Linked DNA regions of Homo sapiens: regions 1, 2, 3, 4, 5 and 7 are each linked to region 6. Evidence: chromatin contacts called from ENCODE Hi-C or POLR2A ChIA-PET data. All regions are on one chromosome and are shown on one strand. The core of a region is the stretch at or near the end of the contact, and the rest is flanking DNA. Distances in the headings are between cores, read along the strand shown.

Region 1 (2,700 bases), core at 164-2,663, 1.0 Mb before region 6:
TCCCCTAGGAAGCAGGCTTATTCTATAAAATCCAATTAGTCAGTATTTACTAAGCATTTACCATGTGCCTAAGACTACAATAAATTACACATAATTGAAAAAAATTAAGGATAAGATATAATTTCTACCCCCAAGAACCCTATAATCTCTTGTGAGGGCTATGAATACAATCTAAAATAAAGTATCAAATTCTACAATGCGGACTATGTAAGTGCACTAAGTAACCACGGAAAGGGAAGAGCTAATGGGTTACAGTCCTTGGCAAGAAATTCATGGAAGTAGGGTTGGAGTGGGGTGGGGGGAGCAGGGGACCTTGACATACATAAAGGATATTTAAAAGGGAAAATAACTGGGAGTTGGGAGCAATCCAAAGATGCCACTCTAGAAATATTCTGGTAGGAGGAACCTCTAAAATCAATTCAACTTTACTGAATGGCTACTAGTACTGTGTTAGATGTTGAGGTAGAGAAAAGAACAAGATAATCTCTGATACCGAAGAATTGAAAGTGTCCTGATGGAAAACTAGGAGAGCAAAACAAACAAAAACAGTTATTACAAAGCAGTGTGACAAATGCTGTAACAAAGGAATGACCAGGGAGTTCTGGAGCACTGGGAGAACTTTTAGTAGCATGGCAGGGTCTTCTGTGTGAGTGATTTTCTGGAACTTAGATCCCGTCCGCCCCAGTCTACCTATCCTCGGACAGGGGAGGGGACTGGCATCTAAGTCATTCATTCTGCGTGATGAGGAAGTGAGTGGGAGCTGGGAGCTAACACTTGCACTGATGCCTGAAGGGTTGAGTAGGTATTTGCCAGAGTGATTGGAGAGCGGATGGCAACTTTGACAGAAGAAATAGCAAATACAGAGATACTGAGGCATAAGGGGCTGACAAGTTAAGGAATTTTGTGACGCTTTCCTGTCTTCTTTCCCATCACCTTCACCTAGGGTTGCCGGATAAAATACAAGCTGCCCACTTAAATCTGAATCTCTGATTACCAACTAGTAATTTAAAAATATAAGTATGCCTCCAATATTGCATGGAACATACACACTCAGCCCCCTTCAACTCATCCTGTCCTGTCCGGGGCCCACAAATCCCCGGTGAATACCGGCGAGCTAGTGGAGTAAAGCATGAGAAGGCTTATCTTCCTTTCACTCCTACATTTTTCACTCTCGGATCTCCAGCCCAGGACTGAAGGATGTAGCGCGCAGCCCGCAGCTCGCTGCTCGTCGGAGGGTTTTCCTCTGAGGACTGGAAATGGGGCGCGGGAAGAGGGCGGGGGGCGGCGGGCTGTCACTTACAAAGAAATCTCACTCCACTCCATAAAATCCTCAAGCCAGTGCCGGATTTCCCGGCAAGCGGACGTCTCCCCTCCCACGGACCGGAAATCCCGCCTCCGCTGGAAGAAGAAGCGGAAGCGAGACCGTCCATCCAGAGGAAGGCAAGTTTTTGGCTCGGGCGGCTGAGAAGACCGCGCGGGGCTGGAGACAGGTAGCAGTACGGGGGCGGGGCTTCATGCCGGATGTGATAGTCTGCAGTCGTTTCGGTTGGCAGCCTGGCGGGTGGGAGATGCGGCGGCCACCTGCTGCAAAGAACCGAAGGGAAGGTTAGAAGTACGAAGGCAGTTTGGAGCTGGGGCTAAGCAGCTGTCGCACGGTCAGATCATGGGCTCCACCAAGCACTGGGGCGAATGGCTCCTGAACTTGAAGGTGGCTCCAGCCGGCGTCTTTGGTGTGGCCTTTCTAGCCAGAGTCGCCCTGGTTTTCTATGGCGTCTTCCAGGACCGGACCCTGCACGTGAGGTATACGGACATCGACTACCAGGTCTTCACCGACGCCGCGCGCTTCGTCACGGAGGGGCGCTCGCCTTACCTGAGAGCCACGTACCGTTACACCCCGCTGCTGGGTTGGCTCCTCACTCCCAACATCTACCTCAGCGAGCTCTTTGGAAAGTTTCTCTTCATCAGCTGCGACCTCCTCACCGCTTTCCTCTTATACCGCCTGCTGCTGCTGAAGGGGCTGGGGCGCCGCCAGGCTTGTGGCTACTGTGTCTTTTGGCTTCTTAACCCCCTGCCTATGGCAGTATCCAGCCGCGGTAATGCGGACTCTATTGTCGCCTCCCTGGTCCTGATGGTCCTCTACTTGATAAAGAAAAGACTCGTCGCGTGTGCAGCTGTATTCTATGGTTTCGCGGTGCATATGAAGATATATCCAGTGACTTACATCCTTCCCATAACCCTCCACCTGCTTCCAGATCGCGACAATGACAAAAGCCTCCGTCAATTCCGGTACACTTTCCAGGCTTGTTTGTACGAGCTCCTGAAAAGGCTGTGTAATCGGGCTGTGCTGCTGTTTGTAGCAGTTGCTGGACTCACGTTTTTTGCCCTGAGCTTTGGTTTTTACTATGAGTACGGCTGGGAATTTTTGGAACACACCTACTTTTATCACCTGACTAGGCGGGATATCCGTCACAACTTTTCTCCGTACTTCTACATGCTGTATTTGACTGCAGAGAGCAAGTGGAGTTTTTCCCTGGGAATTGCTGCATTCCTGCCACAGCTCATCTTGCTTTCAGCTGTGTCTTTCGCCTATTACAGAGACCTCGTTTTTTGTTGTTTTCTTCATACGTCCATTTTTGTGACTTTTAACAAAGTCTGCACCTCCCAGTACTTTCTTTGGTACCTCTGCTTACTGCCTCTTGT
Region 2 (2,700 bases), core at 190-2,689, 1.4 Mb after region 6:
AACATTATATTAGAAAAATACAGACCACTCTTAATCCATCCTATGTCTATTATCTATTCACAGATATCTTGATGTGATGGTGATGGTCACGATAACTGCCTTCCATCTTAGTGCATGCTCATCTCTCAGTCCTAGAATGATATTCTTTCAGCTTGGATGTTACTTCCTCAGGGAAGCCTCTTATGCATCCCCAGAACTGGGTCAGATTTCCCTCTTAGTGGACTCTCAGAAATTACATACAATTCACTTCTATGTAATTTCCTGTTGACTTGCTGTCTTCTCCACCAGAATGAAAGCTTTCCAAGTCTTGATTAACACTGTACTTCCAGCACCTGGCACCATACCTGAAGCACCATGGTGTTTCTTTTTTTTTGCCATTAACATTTTATATATATATATATATATATATATATATATATATATATATATACACATACATATACACAAGATAATAGCATAAAAAAGTTTTAAAGAGTTATACATACCAAAATATTATACGTACCAAAAAACGTCACTACGGATTTTTCCATTTTTTTCTTAATTTTTTTTTTAAGTTCTGGGATACATGAGCAGAGTGTGCAGGTTTGTTATGGGTAGGGAGAGCATTAGGTGTTTCTCAAAACACCAAACAGCATGTTGCCCAGTGTGAAAGAATCCAAATGGCAAAAATCAAAATTTAATAGAATTATTTAAATACCCACTCTGACTTCCTGACGTGAATCGCTTCTCAAGGCTAAAGCCATCATATTTTCAGAACTCTCTAGCCTCTTGTCTTTCAAGGAAATCACAACTTCTTCTCTCTGCCACCAGATACCAGGCATATGTATTTCAATCAATATATATTTGCCAAGACATTCCTGTAGCAAATTTTGGATTCTAGGACATTAAGTAAAAATGTTATGGCCTATTATCTAGGAAGAGCATGATGGGGCTATAATTTACTCCTCAGCTTGCCTTCTACTCAGATCAAAAGTTGTGGTTTCCCCCTGGACTGATGAGTCAGGATATTTTCATATATATCAGACAAGGTGAGAGTTGTCTTGTGATTGAGATGTTTCATCAGGTCTACAGACGGCCTGCTGGAGGTGTTCCAGTAGAGGTATCAGCGGTCAGAGGAGGCCTTTTCTGTGTTGAATGAGAAATTCTTCATCTCTGGGGATATTCAGGGACATCCTTAGATTATGTGGATTTCAATAGGCCTGCAATCTCACCTCATCTCTAGTAGCAGAGAGAATAGGTTGTGATTTCCTTGAAAGACAGAGCCTAGAGAGTTCTGAAACTAGAGTAGCTTTAGCCTTGAGAAGTGATTCACCCCAGGATGTCACAGCAGTACTTAATTCTATTAAATTTTGATTTTTGTGGTCTGGATTCTCTCACACTGGTCCACATTGCTGTTTGGTGTTTTCAGAAAGATTCCTCTACTTCCCCCTTTCACTTCATTATCTCAATCAGCTTTATGCAGAGAAGAAGCTTACTGAGCTCACTGCTGGTGCTGGTGTAGGCAAGTGCTGCTTTGGCAATCTGGGCTGACCTGGCTTGTCTCCTCAGAACTCCTTCTCCAATCCTGGAGCAGGCTTCCATGCTGCTGTGGGCGTCCTTGCTGGCCTTTGGTAAGTGATGGGGAGGAGACCTTTGCTTGCTGCAAAGCTGAGCCTCACCATGAGCAAAAGCCCTCTTTTCTGCTGCTGCAATCATGGATTTTTACTCCCATTTTAGAACAGCAGAAAATGAACAAAAAGGAAAGATAATGATTTACTGGTAGAAGGGGAAAATGATAATAATTGATTTCCAAAGATGTATTTCTCATCTATTTTTGCTATGAATTGCCTATGGAAAATCATTTTACCCCCAAATGGACTTATTTTGTTTATGCAAAAAGAAACCTATGGCTAGGTTCAGTCCCTACGTCACAGAGCATGAGGACCCAGAGGAAAAGATGGACTGAGTTATTTGTGAAGGATAAAGTCCTGATTGTGAACTCAGGTAGAAAGGATCACCTGCTGAGAATAGTTATTTCCTTCTCTGTATTCTAAGTTCAAACCTGTTCTGATGTTTGCAAAGAGCATGAGAAGAGAAGAGATAAGATGATTTCCCTTTGATTTTTTTCTTCCTGCTTTTGTACCACTTGTCAGTGTTTGTCCAAATGAGGCACGGATTTCCTAGTTGCTCAAACTAGGGAATTAAAGAACAGTCAGTCTTTTGTTCATTAAATATTTATTAAGCGTATTTGTCTAGTTCCCACCTGATCCCCAGACCCCAACTAAGGGAAGACCTATTAGTGTGATTGGCACATGATAGGAACTAAGGAGTGAGTGGATGGGTATACTTGGCATGCCACACTGCTGGGCACCACAGAGGATGCAGAGACCTGAAGGACACAGATTCTGCCCTCAAGAGGTGACATTCTCAATAGAACCTCAACGTACACATGCAAGAACATCTGACTCGACAATATGAGAAAAATATTACACAAATAGTTACAGGATAATGTGTGAGGATGTCAGTTAATTTGTGCTAAGCCCTGGCTACATCCCACTTTTCTAAGGGCACCCCATGTATAAATGTATCCAATTCTCTAACATTTGATCAGGTGGAACTTTTATAACTCCCATTTACAAATGAGGAAATGAAGGCACAAAGATGTTGGTCTTGTCCCTGAGGTTTATGCAGCTAGTACAGTGGCAGAGTCAGGATTCGAAC
Region 3 (2,700 bases), core at 27-2,526, 1.3 Mb before region 6:
TGTGGGAGGAGATGAATCAGATAAATAGGCAGGTGCTAGATCAGATCATGTAGGGTCCTCCTTAGAGGCAATTCATTTTTTGATGGCCTCTAAGGCTATCATACTTTTGACTTTTATTATGTGATGGGAATTGGAGGTTTTGAGCAGGGTGGGGACTGGGGAAATAATACGACATTACTTTTTTTTTGAGACGGAGTCTCATTCCATTGCCCAGCCTGGAGTGCAGTGGTGCGATCTCAGCTCACTGCAACCTCCGCCTCCGGGTTCAAGCAATTCTCCTGCCTCAGCCTCCCAAGTAGCTGGGATTGCAGGCGCGCTCCACCATGCCGGGTAATTTTTTTTTTTTTTTGTATTTTTCGTAGAGACGGGTTTCACCATGTTGGCCTGGTTTCAAACGAGTTTCGAACTCCTGACCTCAAGTGATCCGCCCACATCCGCCTCCCAAAGTGCTAGGATTACAGGCATGAGCCACCGCGCCCGGCCAGACCTTACATTTTTAAAAAGCACTCTGGCTGCCTTATGTTTAACTGTAATGGCAATAATGGAAGTAGACAAACGAGGTAAGTTTCTATTGCGGTAGTCTTAAGTAATATGTAATGACTTGGAATAGGAGAGTAGCGGTAGGGGAGGTGAGAAAGGGTCAGATTTTTGCACCCTGGGCTTCTGGTAAGAAAAAAAAAAAAAATACCCCAGCCTGGCAGCTGGGAGTAATCCTCTGCAGGGTTACTGTAGGTGTCATAACGAAACAGAGTACAAAAGTCACCCCACATCACCCGGCCCACTCTTGGGAACCTTTACCCACACCACCTCTCTTCAGAAAAGAGCTTCTGGAATAGCTACACCTCAAGCTACTGAGCCCCTTCTTTAAAAATACGTAAATGGGGACTCTCAGGGGAAAATGGGCCTCGATAGTATAGAAACCACTTAAGGAAACAAAGCCCTGAAAGGAAACGGGGATTTTCAGAAGAAATCCTTGTGGCAATCATTGCTCGTTCCAGTGTTCAAAAACGGCAAAACTGGCCATCATCCAGGAAGTGGCCTGCCAATCCGCTGGAAATTTAGTTTATTTCTATCACAACTCTGGGTAGCCCCTAACTCGCATTTGTTTAGAGTATCACAAGATAAGCAAGCCCGAAGAAACTACAAAAACAACTTTGCCTCTTCGGTAATGCGCAGGCGCCTCTCGCTCTGTTTTCCGTTGGCCTTAAGCCCCGCCCCTTGTGCGTCCTTCGAGGAGGGTTGCGAGCCGTGAGCTCGCGCGACCACTCTTCCCTCAGTCTTCTCGAGCACATCGTCGCAAACGGGGCCGGAAAGCGTGGCAGCGCAGGCGCAAGCGCAGAGAGCGGAGGCGGTGGTGGTGGCGGCCGCTGGCCAGTGTAAGATGGCGGCGGCGTTGGTGGTGGCAGTGGACGGGGCGGCTGGGCCTGGAACAGTCGGAGCAGCCGCTAGCAGAAGGATGACCCAAGACGGGAAGCGGGCTGCTGAGCCTCGCCGATTCCCGTGCTTGTAACTGCCCCAGCCGGACACCCCCCCTCCCTTGACCTACCCGGTCTGTGTCTCGTTCCGGCTCGGCCTGCGCCCCCCCTCGCTTCCCAGCCGGTTTCCCCTAAGGATGGGCCTGACCCGTATCCCAAGCTCTTAGCGCTCAGGTCTTTTCCTTCCGCCGACCCGAAGTCATCGCTGGGAGTACTGGTTGCCCTTTCCTCAGGTCAGCCCTGGTGTTGCCCCCAAGAGCCAGCCGCACAGTTCACAGGGACGCCTTGCTTCGTTGGGTGACCCATGTGTGCGCTCCTATTTCTCCCCTTAGATTGAGGGACACGGCTCGCCCTGCGTCTCCCCGTCACCTCAGGGCCACCGCGCAATGTGTCCCCCTCCCCCATCCCAAGTTCCCAGGCCCAGCACCTTGTACGGAAGGCGGAGGTCCAAGAATTCCGGAGTCGGTTGTTGTCTTGTGGTCTTGTACCCTTTGTAATATAATTATCTTAGTTTACCTCCTCTAACTCCCAAATCTTTTAGGATATCTTAGAACGGTCCCATTTGGTCCCTGTTAGTTGGAAAGCATCTGGTGGCTTGAATTTCTGACTCATGATTGTTACTGGAGTCTCTGTAAACAAACCGGCACTAGCGCTATCACATTCTCTCCGGGATTTCCCCCCCTGCTCTGTGGCTTCTTGTTGAGAGGTTGTTTGGTTATGGTTTAGCGTTGAAAAGATTCAGGTTATCCTTTTAAATGACTTTACGTTTTAGTGGAGCTGGGAGATTACTTGCCTGGCTTCTAATCTTCATGTTGGTTCATTTTATTTCCATATGTGTGTGGGTTATTTGTTCAGTAATTAGAATTAGATAAAGTATTCTGCTTTTAAGTAGTTTTGAGAAGGCCTAAAAATACTAAAGTGTATTCATAAATATTTTTATTATGTTCAGTAGAAGACACACCTTTGCCATGTAAATTTTAACTTTTCTCAGTCCTTCAGTGAATCTACAGACCTATTTTCTCAGGAGCTCAGCCTGGCCTTACTTCAGTGATAAAAGGAGGAAAGGTGAGTGGGAGTTGGAGGCATTAAAATTCTTGAGTTCAAGACAGACTGCGCTGATGCTCAACTGCTGACCACTAAAGTCATAAAATTCCTACCAGTTTCCCAAAGAGCTTGAGTGTTGTTCTTGGCTTTGTTCCAGCTCTGGTTGAATTACTTTTACAAG
Region 4 (2,700 bases), core at 57-2,556, 1.5 Mb after region 6:
TACTTTTAGGGTCTCCTCAAAGAGAAGAGAGGCCCGGCTTCCCTCACATTTGTGGTTAAAAGAAATATTCTAAGATTATGCCCACTTCCTCTTTTTGTTTTGTCTTTTGTCACTTCTCAAAGTCCACCTGTCTCTTTGACATCTAGCTGACCTGTTTCATGTCTCCTAATTTTACCTCAACTAACCAACTTTATTGTCTTTGCCCTCTTCCAATCTCCTCTGATTAATACTGCCCACTCAACAGAGAGCTTGCCATAAGAATAACTACTACTTATTAGGAATTAATGTGTCATACCTTATGCTAAGCTTTTTGCATAAATTATCTTATTTAGGGTGCATAACAGGCCTATGCAATACTTATTCATTACTGTCCCTGTTCCTGGAACCAAGCTGAGTTCAGCTGTGTTTTCTCAAGGCCCAATAATGAGAAGCAGACAAACTAGGAAAGAAGGGAACTTATTGCTGTAACCAGATACAGTGAGAAGGTCAGAGATAATTCTATCAGTCCAACTCAAAGTGTTACAGTTTTCTCAGTGCTTATATAGGTTGGGATTATGTGCCTCTGTGCAGTATAGCATTCACCTAAGTCTATTGGTAACTAATTTTGTTTCAACTAGAAGGTCAGAGGCAAAAAAAAAGCTTGCTAAGTCCAATTAAAAGGCCTCCAATACCTTCAAGGCCTGTCTACTGTGGTACTGGAGTGATTATTTCTCTCTTATCTCCTTTATGGCTTGGTCCGGAGAGCTGTCTTAGACTCTCCAATGAATCTATTCAAACAGCTGCCTCTGTTACCTTGACTCGTCTCAGATTTCATTGACCAGAGACAGGTCCTGGCACTAGGAATCTATGACTGTCTCTATTATTTTGGCTTGCTCCAGGTTAGGGAGAAGCCCATGCAAGGCTCCTACTGACCATATGTTTCATTTCCAGCTTTGATGTCTGGGCACCGATTTCTCTAGGTTTAACTATTTGCTCAATGTTAAGGCAGTGCTGTGGAAATTTGTCTGTGTAGCTGGGGTGCTATGCAGGCCTGTCTGTGTGACTGTCATGCAGGCCTGTCTGTGTGACTATCAGGGAGAATTGGCCTGCCACATCCCTATTTTACAGATGAGGTAACTGAGACTTAAAGAAATTAGTTTAGACTAAGACCACACAATAGTAAGTCAGAGCTAGAACTGTGCATCCCTGGAGTCCATGCTTAGTCACTTCACCAAATGTCCTCAGTGAGTATCGTGGGCCACAGAGTCCTATTTGGGGAGAGGCATTTGTGAAGCAGGAAGAGAGCACACGAGACTTGGAGCCGGAAGGCCTGGCTCCTGTACAGGCCACTACCCGTTGCTGTTTAACCTCTCTGAGCTCTGGTTACCTCATCTATAAAACTGGAAAAGAAATAACAGCTGCTTGACTGAATTACATATGGAAGGAGGTAAGGTTTGAGAACGCTATGCAGATGTTCACGGAAGCAGGTGGGGAGGTGCCTGTGTTTGTTACCAAGTTTGCATTGCTTTCTGTTTGCCTTTCTTGGTCCCTCCCCCATCATTACAGTGGAGCAGCTGCTGAATTGCAAAAACATACTTCAGGGCCAGGCGCGGTGGCTCACGCCTGCAATCCCAGCACTTTGGGAGGCCGAGGCGGGTGGATCATGAGGTCAGGATATCGAGACCATCCTGGCTAACACGGTGAAACCCCATCTCTACTAAAAATATAAAAACTTAGCCAGGCGTGGTGGCGGGCGCCTGTAGTCCCAGATACTCGGGAGGCTGAGGCAGGAGAATGCCGTGAACCCAGAGGCAGAGCTTGCAGTGAGCTGAGATTGCGCCACTGCACTCCAGCCTGGGTGACAGGGCGAGACTCCGTCTCAAAAAACAAAAAACAAAAAGCATACTTCAGAAGAAAATGATGGAAAATAATCTGGTCTTCTTTTTAATGTGAGGGGAATGGGATAATTAGATGGGAGGTGTGGGAATGCATAAACTCAACATTTCAGGGATTACATAAATTCATAAAATCTTTCTGATGTGAATGTTCTTTAATTATTTTCCAGAGAAATAAAAGCAAAGGGGTGATGTCCCCAGAGACACTCTTCCGGGTGGCTTATTGACAAAAGAACATATTTGCTTATAAGAAGGCTGTGAATAAATACAAATTTCGTGGGTGGGGCCCAGCATATCCTGCAGCTCTACATTTCTTGGCATCAGGCAGTTTAAGAGATTAAGGACTCTGATGAAAAGAGACAAAATGAGAGTGTTCAGGCTGCTGGGTGCCTCAGGGACGTGTCCTCCACGCCCGGCCTCAGCCTCCCTTCCCATCTCTCCACCATTGCTCTCGTCCATCTTATGTGTTTGTCCCACACCTCTGAACACCATGTCCACCTGTGTCTCCAAGTGGGGCACCACAGAGCAAACCCGATGGATAGATCTGGTCCAGAGGCGGCCTTGTGGCCATGTTGGTGGATGGAGGAGAGCTGGGGGAAGACATGGGAGAATAAGGCTTAGAGGCAGGTGCCCCTCACTTGCCTTCCTTCCATCTGACCAAGCAGTGCTCTTTGTCAGGGTCACTGTCACCTGGCCTCACCAAAAATAGAATGAGCTCTGCGTGGGAAGGGAAGAAGGAGGAGGTGCTGTGGCCATAACCATGGGGTAACAGGGGCGTAGGGAGGGTGAGGCAATAGCTCAGGAGGACCCTCCCCAGCTGGCCCAG
Region 5 (2,700 bases), core at 17-2,516, 1.1 Mb before region 6:
TTCCCATCTTTACAGTTCAGGAAGAGACAGAGCACCTGGGAAGGGTGCCTCCTCCATTCTCCCACCTCCAGGGCAAGCCCCACTCTTCCTAGAACAGAGCAATGTTCATCTCTTCCCACTGTCACTGAACATAGAGACTCCTTCACCTAAATGCCAGGTCTAAACTAAGCCTCTTAGGAAGCAGTTCAAATAATAATTCAAAACCTAAAACAAAATAATCCTTATCTCCCATTTTGTGTTAGTTTCCTGTGCCAAACACTTTATGTACATTACCTATCATCACAATAACCCTTTGGGTGATGTGATCAACCTCAATTCAATTTGCAGAGGAGAAAACTGAAGTTGAAGGAGGTTAAACAACTGGGCTAGGATCACCCAACCCAGAAATGACGTCACATGGACGGCCCCCTCTCCTAATCCATTTTTCTTTTGGTTTTGCCCTCTGAGGGGGTGAAAAACAGGTCTCCAGTGACCTTCTGGATCCTGGAAGCGCCCTTCAGCTCAAACCCTTCGCATTCAGGAACTCCTGGCTTCCGCCAACCCCTACTTCAGCAGGGTTTGCAGCGAGGACTATGGCTCAGAGCAAATAACTGAATTCTAAATGCGTGGTCACAGTCACCTCGCCAATCCCAGGGACCCTGCACCCAACTCTCCAGGAAAGGCTGGCAGGTGCGGGGTGGAATGCGCTCTGTGCGAGGGTGGGTGGGAATTTCGATGCGCAGAGGTGCAGTTAGCTCACTCCTGCGGGGGCCTCGGGCGGAGCCAGGGCCAGGGGCGGGGCGAGGCCGGGGTCCAGGGCGGAGCCAGGATTGGAGGCTGACGTTAGCCCTGCGGGGACGGGGAAGGGGTGCGGCTTGGGACTGGGGCGGGGCCGGGGCCCGGGGAGGAGCCAGGATTGGAGTCCGACTGTAGTCCTGGTGGGGCGGGGCGGGGGAGGGGCCGGAACTGGGGCTGGGCCGAGGCCCGGGGCGGATCCAGGGCTGGAGTCTTGGCGGGGCGGGGCGGGGAGGGGCGGGGCCGGGGCGGGGCTGGGACTCGATGCGACTCAAAGGTGAGTTTCGAGGGGCGGGGCGGGGCCGGGGCCAGGTGCGGAGCAAAGGCCGGAGTCTGGCGGGGGTGGGGCAGGCAGGGCCAAGGCTGGGTCCGGGGCGGGGCGGGCCTAGACGGGGCGGTGGAAGGGGCGGTGCCGGGGCGGGCCGGGGCGAGAATGGTTTCAGAACTGCCGAGGGCTGGAGGGAAAGCAGCGGGAGGGGCGGAGGGAGGGGATTCGGCAGCTCCAGTTCAGCTCGCTCGGCGCACCCACGCCTCGCTGCCCCGCTTCCTGCCCTCAACCTGGGCATGCGCCCCCCACCCTTCCGGCCCCCCAGAACCCGCGCCATCCCCCGGAGCCTCCCCAGAGCTGGCCGCGCAGGATGGGCGCCCTCAGGCCCACGCTGCTGCCGCCTTCGCTGCCGCTGCTGCTGCTGCTAATGCTAGGTAAGCCAGGCCCCCGTTCCGGTTCCCGGCCCTGCCGGGCAGGTGCCTGCCATCCAGCACCCCCCTAGCATTTCGGGGCTCCTCACATCCTCCTCCGTCAGGGGTACCTCCAGCCTCCCCGGGGTCGGCGTCCAGCTGCGCTTTGTGGCTGTCCGCCGAGCCAGTCTTGGGAAGAGTGCAGGCTCCCCAGCTCTAAGCCAGGGACTGGGGCGTAGAGAGGACCCACTAAGGTGCTGCCCCAGGCACTGCTCGGCCTCCCGGGGCAGGCCACACATCTCAGCTAGCATACCCACGTACTGGGGTCGCTGCACCAAATGCTGCGACTCCTTTCTGCCCCACACTCAGCTCCAGGCCTGGCCTTGGGTGCCCGCCCTACGAGGGCAGTGCCTGCCCAGCTTCATAATTGCCCCAGAGTTGGCTGGAGGCCCAGAGGCCAGTTCTGCCCACGATCTTTGAAGTAAGTCTCTCCCAGTTGCGCTCCACGCACTTCATCAACTGGGGGCAGTTCCCTCTCTCACCCCCATCTCCACCCTGGGTTGGGTCCCTCTTTGCCCTTCTTCCTGTCTCCCAAATGGCACTTGGCTCTGCAGCCACCCATCAGTTTTCACACCGCTTAGTTCCAGCTTCCTTGCCTCAGGAGAAACCAGGTTCCATGGAGACTGATCCTGGGATCTCCAAGCACCTTGTGCCTGCTGTGGTGGGTGTTCATGGTGGGGTGTTCTGGGCCAATCTTGCATGGATGCATGGGGATAATGACAGTGGAATTGTTTTTGGCCTGAACTGGAGGGCTCCCTGTAGGAGGTGGTCTGGGGAAGAGTATGGCATGGAGACAGTGAAACTGCCAGTACAGATGTTGATGAGGCTGAAGCCCTTGAAATGAGAGTGAAGCGTGGGGGTGGGGATGGTGACTTCAGAGCTGCTGTCGTCAAGGCAGAGGCTGAAGGTAGCCCCAGCTGCCTGTTTCTAGACCAGAGCTCCACAGTGGCACCAAGCAAAGCCTTCCCCTGCTGCAGGTCCCTGGGCCCTGCAGGGTTAGGATGAGTCCTCTCCCTGGTCCCTGGGCAGGTGGCAGGAGGATGTACAGAGAGGAAGGCGCTGTGGGGCCTGGGTTGCCTAGCACTTGGTGTGTTTTCCCCAGTGGGCAGCATGGAGCAGGGAGGAGCCCAGGGAGGTGGGGAAGTGCTGGCCTGTGTTTGAAAAAGGAGCACGCAGAGGTCTGAGCAC
Region 6 (2,700 bases), core at 161-2,660:
CTGCCTCCTGGTTCAAGCGATTCTCCTGCCTCAGTCTCCTGAGTAGCTGGGATTACAGGCACACATGACCATACCCGGCTAATTATTGTATTTTTAATAGAGACAGGGTTTCGCCATGCTGGCCAGGCTGGTCTGGAACTCCTGACGTCAAGTGATCCGCTCGCCTTGGTCTCCCCCAAAGTACTGGGATTACAGGCATGAACCTCTGTGCCCGGCCAAAAAAGCAAACTTTATAATAGGAGATTTCAGTTTATGCTTCAATTACTAAATGAACAAGGTGAAAAAATCTGTAATGATATAATAAATTTGAACAACGTAATTAACAACATTTATCTAATAAAATTCTGAAAACAACATTTAAGAATCTCACATTCCATTTAAGCACACATGAAATATTGTACCAGGCTATAGAAAACATCTTTTAAAAATTTGAAAAGTAAACAATAGTAACCTTTTCCTAACTGCCTTCCCCTCCACTCCCCTATACCTTGCCACAAGGAAAAAAAAAATCATTAACTTTCAGGAGGGCAGAGAGTAATTCCAAAATGATTGAAATTCTGCCGCTAGCACCCGGTGCAGAATGGAGCTAAAGTAAAGGATCAATATACTTATGAAAATATTAAGACACCATGTGCTTGAGTAACTGTGTTTGTGAAACTGAAAAAAATTTTCTACTCTGTGTACATTTGTTCTTATGTTTTGTAAAATTGGGATGATGTCATATAATACATCTCTATGCTCAGATATGTTTTTTACTTAATATTCTTTCATGATACTTTTTTCATGTCACTATCTTGAGAACCCACCACAGCTACCGAGTTTCCAACACTTCTTCCAGCCAAAATAACAGAAGCCCTCTTCTAAGTACCAACTTATGCCAGTATACACTCGGATAATTAATTTTAAAATCTGCAACGGTCAAAATGCATTTTCTCTTGTTCAGTCCTCAGTTGTGGTGGAATAGAAGATGCCTGTTATCTTCCTAAGTAAATGAAGGATTCATATCAAGCAACTCAGTTTTCACTTTTCTGAATACTCAGCCCTACTCCCATCATCCCATGACCCTGAATAACCAATACTGATTGTCCCCTTGTGATTCTGGGGACTTCAAGGAAGGAACAAGATCATATTTACAAAATCAGGAACAGTACTCACCTCACTGGAAATTTTTTCAACAGTAGTCCAGATCTTGAGATCTTCAGAAATGCAGGAATCAATGCTTATTTGTGTGAGGGGGGAGATAAATCAGTAAAGTTCCCAGAAACGGAACCGCAGGATGTTGTAATCTCCAGAAACGCTAAGAAAATGAAGTATCTGCAAAGATAACAAGGAAAAAAGGCCTTGGTTGAGTCACTTAGTTAGCTGACTAGTGCTGGCTTGCTCCTATTCTGCTATTGCCCCAGAGAAAATGGAGTAGGAAACAATGTGGAGACTCCTCCCACCAGTGTTTTTAGCTTTCGTTTCTGTTAGTCAGAGAAAATGAACAGTTTCCTGGCAAGGGCTGGAGCATGTGGTGAGGGGAAATGGGGGATGAGAAATTACTTTAATGGGTACAGTTAACATTTTTCGGGTGATGTGCACACTGAAATCTCTGACTTCACCAATATGGCATATATCCATGTAACGAAATTACACTTGTATCTCATAAATGTATATAAACACAAATAAGTTTTTTTTCTTACAAAATTCGATAGCTGAAAGGAGTTCCAACATTAGAACTTTCTTACCCAGCAGACTTACATGTGAGTCATTAGAGACTTATATTCCCTTAAATGATGCTCAAATATAAGAGAAGCAACATGGCTTCTTCTCCCCTCCTTTCCTGTGCACAGAGTGGCAGTGGCAGGAGGAGATCTTGGTAGGAGCATCTATTGCTACCAATACTTTACTGCATCTCCTGGTTGGGGAAATGTCTGCTATGAAATCGCTATTTGTTTAAATACTACCTGAAGTATTCATCCAATTATTAATAACTGACAAGCCTGGGCTTTCCAGATCAGAAAGTCATTATGAATATGTAAATCCTTCCTTAAATTTATATGAAGGAGTTTAACACTAGCTGTCCTCTTGACCATGACTAGGTTACTTTACCTCAATGATTAGATTCACGAATGCTCAGATTTTCTGCATTATTCCTGGATAAACAAACGTGGATAGTGGACTCTCAACATGACAGCATCGAAGACTTGAAAATCCTGGAAAATGCACTGAACTTCCGGTAGTGTGAGGAGTCTGTTTAATCCTCTGCTCAGCAGTGTATTTTTCTCTGTTAAGGACAGTGGGTGCCCTTTAGCGTGCTGTAACCCCAGGATGTCAAATAAATGGCATCAACTAGCAGATGATGTGGTGTTAACCCAGCAGCAGATCTGCAAGCAGGATGTGGTCATGAGTGGAAAAGGGGCCCCATAGACTGTTAATATGTACTGTCCAAGGCCATCTACAGAGCAAAAGAAAGCTGATTGTTTTAATCCAAACTAGGGCCATGAAGTGAATAGCTGAATTCTGGATTTGAAACCATATGAATAACTTTATCAAAAAAGGAGTAAGTCAAGAAAAAGCAAAGAGGATCTGGAATGATGGCCATAAACATCTCTGGGTGTTCGTGATAATCTTTTACTGGCTTTAGGGTACTCTTTACGTGGATACATTGAGTTGGCCTTAAGGCAGTAGGTAGAGAAGGATATTAAGGCAGTCACTGGG
Region 7 (2,700 bases), core at 189-2,688, 1.0 Mb after region 6:
TGTAGAAGGTCTTGTATGCCATACCCAGGGTTTTGACTTTGTCCTGGCAACACCAGGAGCCACTGCAGGATTGTAGGCTAAGGAACAATATGATGGGATTTGGTGTTTCAAGTGGCTCACTATGGCCACCTAGTGGAGGATGGTCAAGGGGAGGAAATTTGGAGGCAGGTTTTAGAAGACCTGGCTGTATATTCTGGCTCAACACTTAACCAGTGTATGAATCATTTCCTTCTTTGAGCCTCAATTTAATAATCTGGGAAGTAGGAATTGTAAAACATATCCAAAGGGCTGCGGTGAGGAGAAAATTAAATAACAGAATGAAAGTCCCTAACCCAGTGCATGACACATATAAATAGGTTTGCAATGAATATTTGTTTTGATTTTAATATCAGAAATCTTACAAGAGAGGAGCAAAAAGCCTCACAGTTTCCCCATCTTTATGCTCTGTCCCACCAGGCCAGCTCTCCTTGCTTCTATAAATGTGCTAGAAACAGTCGAACTGGCTCACAGACCTACACGGTGAGTATCATCCTTACTCTCTCCTACTGCACTCTTCTCACCTCCATAGCTGTCCAGTTCACCCTGATTCAGTGGTCAGAACCCTGACCTCTTTCTAAAGCATCTGCCATATCCAAGGCTAAGACCACATCCACCAGGCTGGAAAGTGGGTAAGGAAAGCTTCTGATGTAACAAGTCTTTTCTTTGTCTGCTGATTGTCATCAGAGAGCTGTTGTTTTTCAATTGACCCTCACCACATTCAATACCTGTTGTTTTACACAATCTTTTTGCAGCACCTCTGTCTTATCTCCCCTAATAGTCTGTACGATTCTAGAAGGCACAGACTGCACAGTAAACATGTCTTAGGACCTGCCTCTTGCTCATGGCAGAGGCTTGCCAGGGAATGAATCGAATGAAGAGTTGACTGATGCTCACACAGTGCTGAAAGCCTGCCAAGCTGTGAATAAGTATGAGTTGGTTTGATTATGAAAGATGGGAAATCATGTCTTCTTTTCTAGAGTGGAACATAAAGCTTCCCAGCCTCCTCAGGCTTGCTCAGGCAGAGCAGGCAGAGCTGTGACCTGTGGGCCCAGAATTGTACCCTTGATAATCTAAATGACAATCAGCTTATTAAGCCTCACAGTCCCCTGTGCAAGCTGATGAAGGAGGGTGGGCGCCTCAGTGGTCAACAACCGTTCAGGGATCTCCTCCCAACAATGGCTCTGTGCCTCTACAAGGCAGTTTGAAACACACACAGAAAACCAGCCGATTTACACACTCTTCTTCCTGCTGTTCCCTTGGCACACATTTTGTGCTGACGTGACAGCCACAGGAACAGATGTCTGTTTGGCCTCTGGGGAGGCAGAGGAAACTCAGGCCACATCTGAAGCTCCTCCCCTTCTTTCCAGGCCACCTGGAACCCAGGCCATGAGTCATGTAGGACCAGTTCAGGGATATGGTCCAGGAAGGCTACAAGGAGTGGGGGTGATGACAGTTGGAGAAAAGAATCAAAGGCGTTGGCACGGAAGGGGAAGTTGAAGGACTCTCTGGCCCAGCTCTCGGGTCATTAAATAGTATTATTGCTCCGGTTTTGTAGTGAAGTAACTGAGGCCTGAGGTGGGTGAGTGACCTGAGCGAGGCAAACGCTCCATGTGTGTAGAGAAGAGAGAAGATGGTGGCAGCTCAGGCCTGCTGCAATGTCCATCACTGCCACCTGCTTCTGACTAAAGATGTCGGTGGTGGTGATGGAGAGGGGATATTGGAGAGGATGTTGTTACCTCAGACCAGGTTAACCAGTAAAGGTGAGTGTGCATACGTGTTTGTGGGTGTGACCTGCTCTTCAATACTCAACTTCAGAGGTCCACTTCTACAGGATACTACTGCTGCTGTCACACCTAATGATAATAATAATGGTAATAACAAAGGCCAACAGAGCGATTGAGCACTTACTATGTGCCAGACATGGTGCTCAGTGCATTACACAGATTACCACATTTAATCCTCTAAGAGGTTGTTCTTATTATTCTTACCCCGTTCCATAGCTGAAGAAAACGAAAGATAAGTTTAGGAACCTGCCCACAGATATACACTAGATTCTTGGTTAGATTGGGTTGCTATGACAAATACCATAGACAGGATGGCTTAAAAATCAGAAATGTATCTCTCACAGTTTTGGATACTGAAAGTCCAAAATCAGGGTGCCAGCAGATGGGGTCCTGAGCCGCTCTTCTGAGCTTCAGAAGATGGGGTCCTGAGCCGCTCTCTGAGCTTCAGCAGATGGGGTCCTGAGCCGCTCTCTGAGCTTCAGAAGATGGTGTCCTGAGCCGCTCTTCTGAGCTTCAGAAGATGGGGTCCTGAGCCGCTCTTCTGAGCTTCAGAAGATGGGATCCTGAGCCCCTCTCTGAGCTTCAGCAGATGGGGTCCTGAGCCCCTCTCTGAGCTTCAGAAGATGGGGTCCTGAGCCGCTCTCTAAGCTTCAGCAGATGGGGTCCTGAGCCACTCTCTGAGCTTCAACAGATGGGTCCTGAACCCCTCTTCTGTGCTTCAGCAGATGGGTTCTGAGCTTCTTGCTGGATCTCTTGCTGTGTCCTCACATGGTGGAGAGAGAGAGAGAGAGAGAATCTCTTTTGTGTATTTTAGGGCACTAATCCCATTCATGAGGGATGCACCCTTATGACCTAATCACCTCCCAAAGGCACCACC

Evidence for each region. A loop is a pair of places that touch in the nucleus more often than their neighbours do. ChIA-PET counts read pairs that join two places held with the same protein, here RNA polymerase II (POLR2A). Pooled maps may share reads with other maps.
Region 1: a pooled map shows a loop between it and region 6 (5-fold over the local background). The contact joins the promoter of PIGM here to the promoter of IFI16 in region 6. A Hi-C loop is called at or near these places in 1 of 168 maps with a recorded cell type or tissue (endothelial cell of umbilical vein) and 11 of 50 pooled maps. POLR2A ChIA-PET finds 5 or more read pairs at or near these places in 1 of 52 experiments (MCF 10A).
Region 2: a pooled map shows a loop between it and region 6 (6-fold over the local background). The contact joins the promoter of FCRL4 here to the promoter of IFI16 in region 6. A Hi-C loop is called at or near these places in 2 of 37 single-sample maps with no recorded cell type and 3 of 50 pooled maps.
Region 3: a map of naive thymus-derived CD4-positive, alpha-beta T cell shows a loop between it and region 6 (14-fold over the local background). The contact joins the promoter of DCAF8 here to the promoter of IFI16 in region 6. A Hi-C loop is called at or near these places in 1 of 168 maps with a recorded cell type or tissue (naive thymus-derived CD4-positive, alpha-beta T cell), 1 of 37 single-sample maps with no recorded cell type and 10 of 50 pooled maps. POLR2A ChIA-PET finds 5 or more read pairs at or near these places in 1 of 52 experiments (activated CD4-positive, alpha-beta T cell).
Region 4: a loop to region 6 is called in a map with no recorded cell type, with 6 times the contacts of the local background. The contact joins the enhancer-like site here to the promoter of IFI16 in region 6. A Hi-C loop is called at or near these places in 2 of 37 single-sample maps with no recorded cell type and 3 of 50 pooled maps.
Region 5: a loop to region 6 is called in a pooled map, with 15 times the contacts of the local background. The contact joins the promoter of IGSF8 here to the promoter of IFI16 in region 6. A Hi-C loop is called at or near these places in 9 of 50 pooled maps.
Region 7: a map of mammary epithelial cell shows a loop between it and region 6 (21-fold over the local background). The contact joins the enhancer-like site here to the promoter of IFI16 in region 6. A Hi-C loop is called at or near these places in 10 of 168 maps with a recorded cell type or tissue (A673, IMR-90, PC-9 and 6 more), 1 of 37 single-sample maps with no recorded cell type and 2 of 50 pooled maps. POLR2A ChIA-PET finds 5 or more read pairs at or near these places in 1 of 52 experiments (AG04449).

Annotation. Positions count from the first base shown.
Region 1 is chr1:160,030,703-160,033,402 of GRCh38, reverse strand. PIGM (phosphatidylinositol glycan anchor biosynthesis class M) reads left to right here and starts at 1,413. Exons shown (of 1, transcript NM_145167.3): 1 at 1,413-2,700. The coding sequence starts at 1,664.
Region 2 is chr1:157,596,824-157,599,523 of GRCh38, reverse strand. FCRL4 (Fc receptor like 4) reads left to right here and starts at 1,439. Exons shown (of 12, transcript NM_031282.3): 1 at 1,439-1,610. The coding sequence starts at 1,580.
Region 3 is chr1:160,261,125-160,263,824 of GRCh38, reverse strand. DCAF8 (DDB1 and CUL4 associated factor 8) reads left to right here and starts at 1,276. Exons shown (of 14, transcript NM_015726.4): 1 at 1,276-1,376; 2 at 2,467-2,540. DCAF8-DT (DCAF8 divergent transcript) reads right to left here and starts at 2,076. Exons shown (of 2, transcript NR_147618.1): 1 at 1,903-2,076; 2 at 1,047-1,424. RefSeq lists enhancers at 1,192-1,461, 2,092-2,221, 1,393-2,341.
Region 4 is chr1:157,509,642-157,512,341 of GRCh38, reverse strand. No RefSeq gene overlaps it. Among named protein-coding and RNA genes, the nearest start is that of FCRL5, 42 kb to the left of the region's middle. Within about 2 kb of position 1,306, at least 4 of the 41 ENCODE cell types and tissues checked have a DNase peak (open chromatin) inside an H3K27ac peak, as active enhancers do.
Region 5 is chr1:160,097,185-160,099,884 of GRCh38, reverse strand. IGSF8 (immunoglobulin superfamily member 8) reads left to right here and starts at 1,266. Exons shown (of 7, transcript NM_052868.6): 1 at 1,266-1,476. The coding sequence starts at 1,413. RefSeq lists a silencer at 682-1,511 and enhancers at 2,078-2,604, 2,605-2,700.
Region 6 is chr1:159,008,617-159,011,316 of GRCh38, reverse strand. It overlaps IFI16 (interferon gamma inducible protein 16), which reads right to left and starts at 1,410. Exons shown (of 12, transcript NM_001376587.1): 1 at 1,156-1,410. RefSeq lists an enhancer at 1,474-1,553.
Region 7 is chr1:157,967,374-157,970,073 of GRCh38, reverse strand. No RefSeq gene overlaps it. Among named protein-coding and RNA genes, the nearest start is that of KIRREL1, 25 kb to the left of the region's middle. Within about 2 kb of position 1,438, at least 10 of the 41 ENCODE cell types and tissues checked have a DNase peak (open chromatin) inside an H3K27ac peak, as active enhancers do; they include A673, ascending aorta, mammary epithelial cell and 1 more, where a contact is called at or near this core.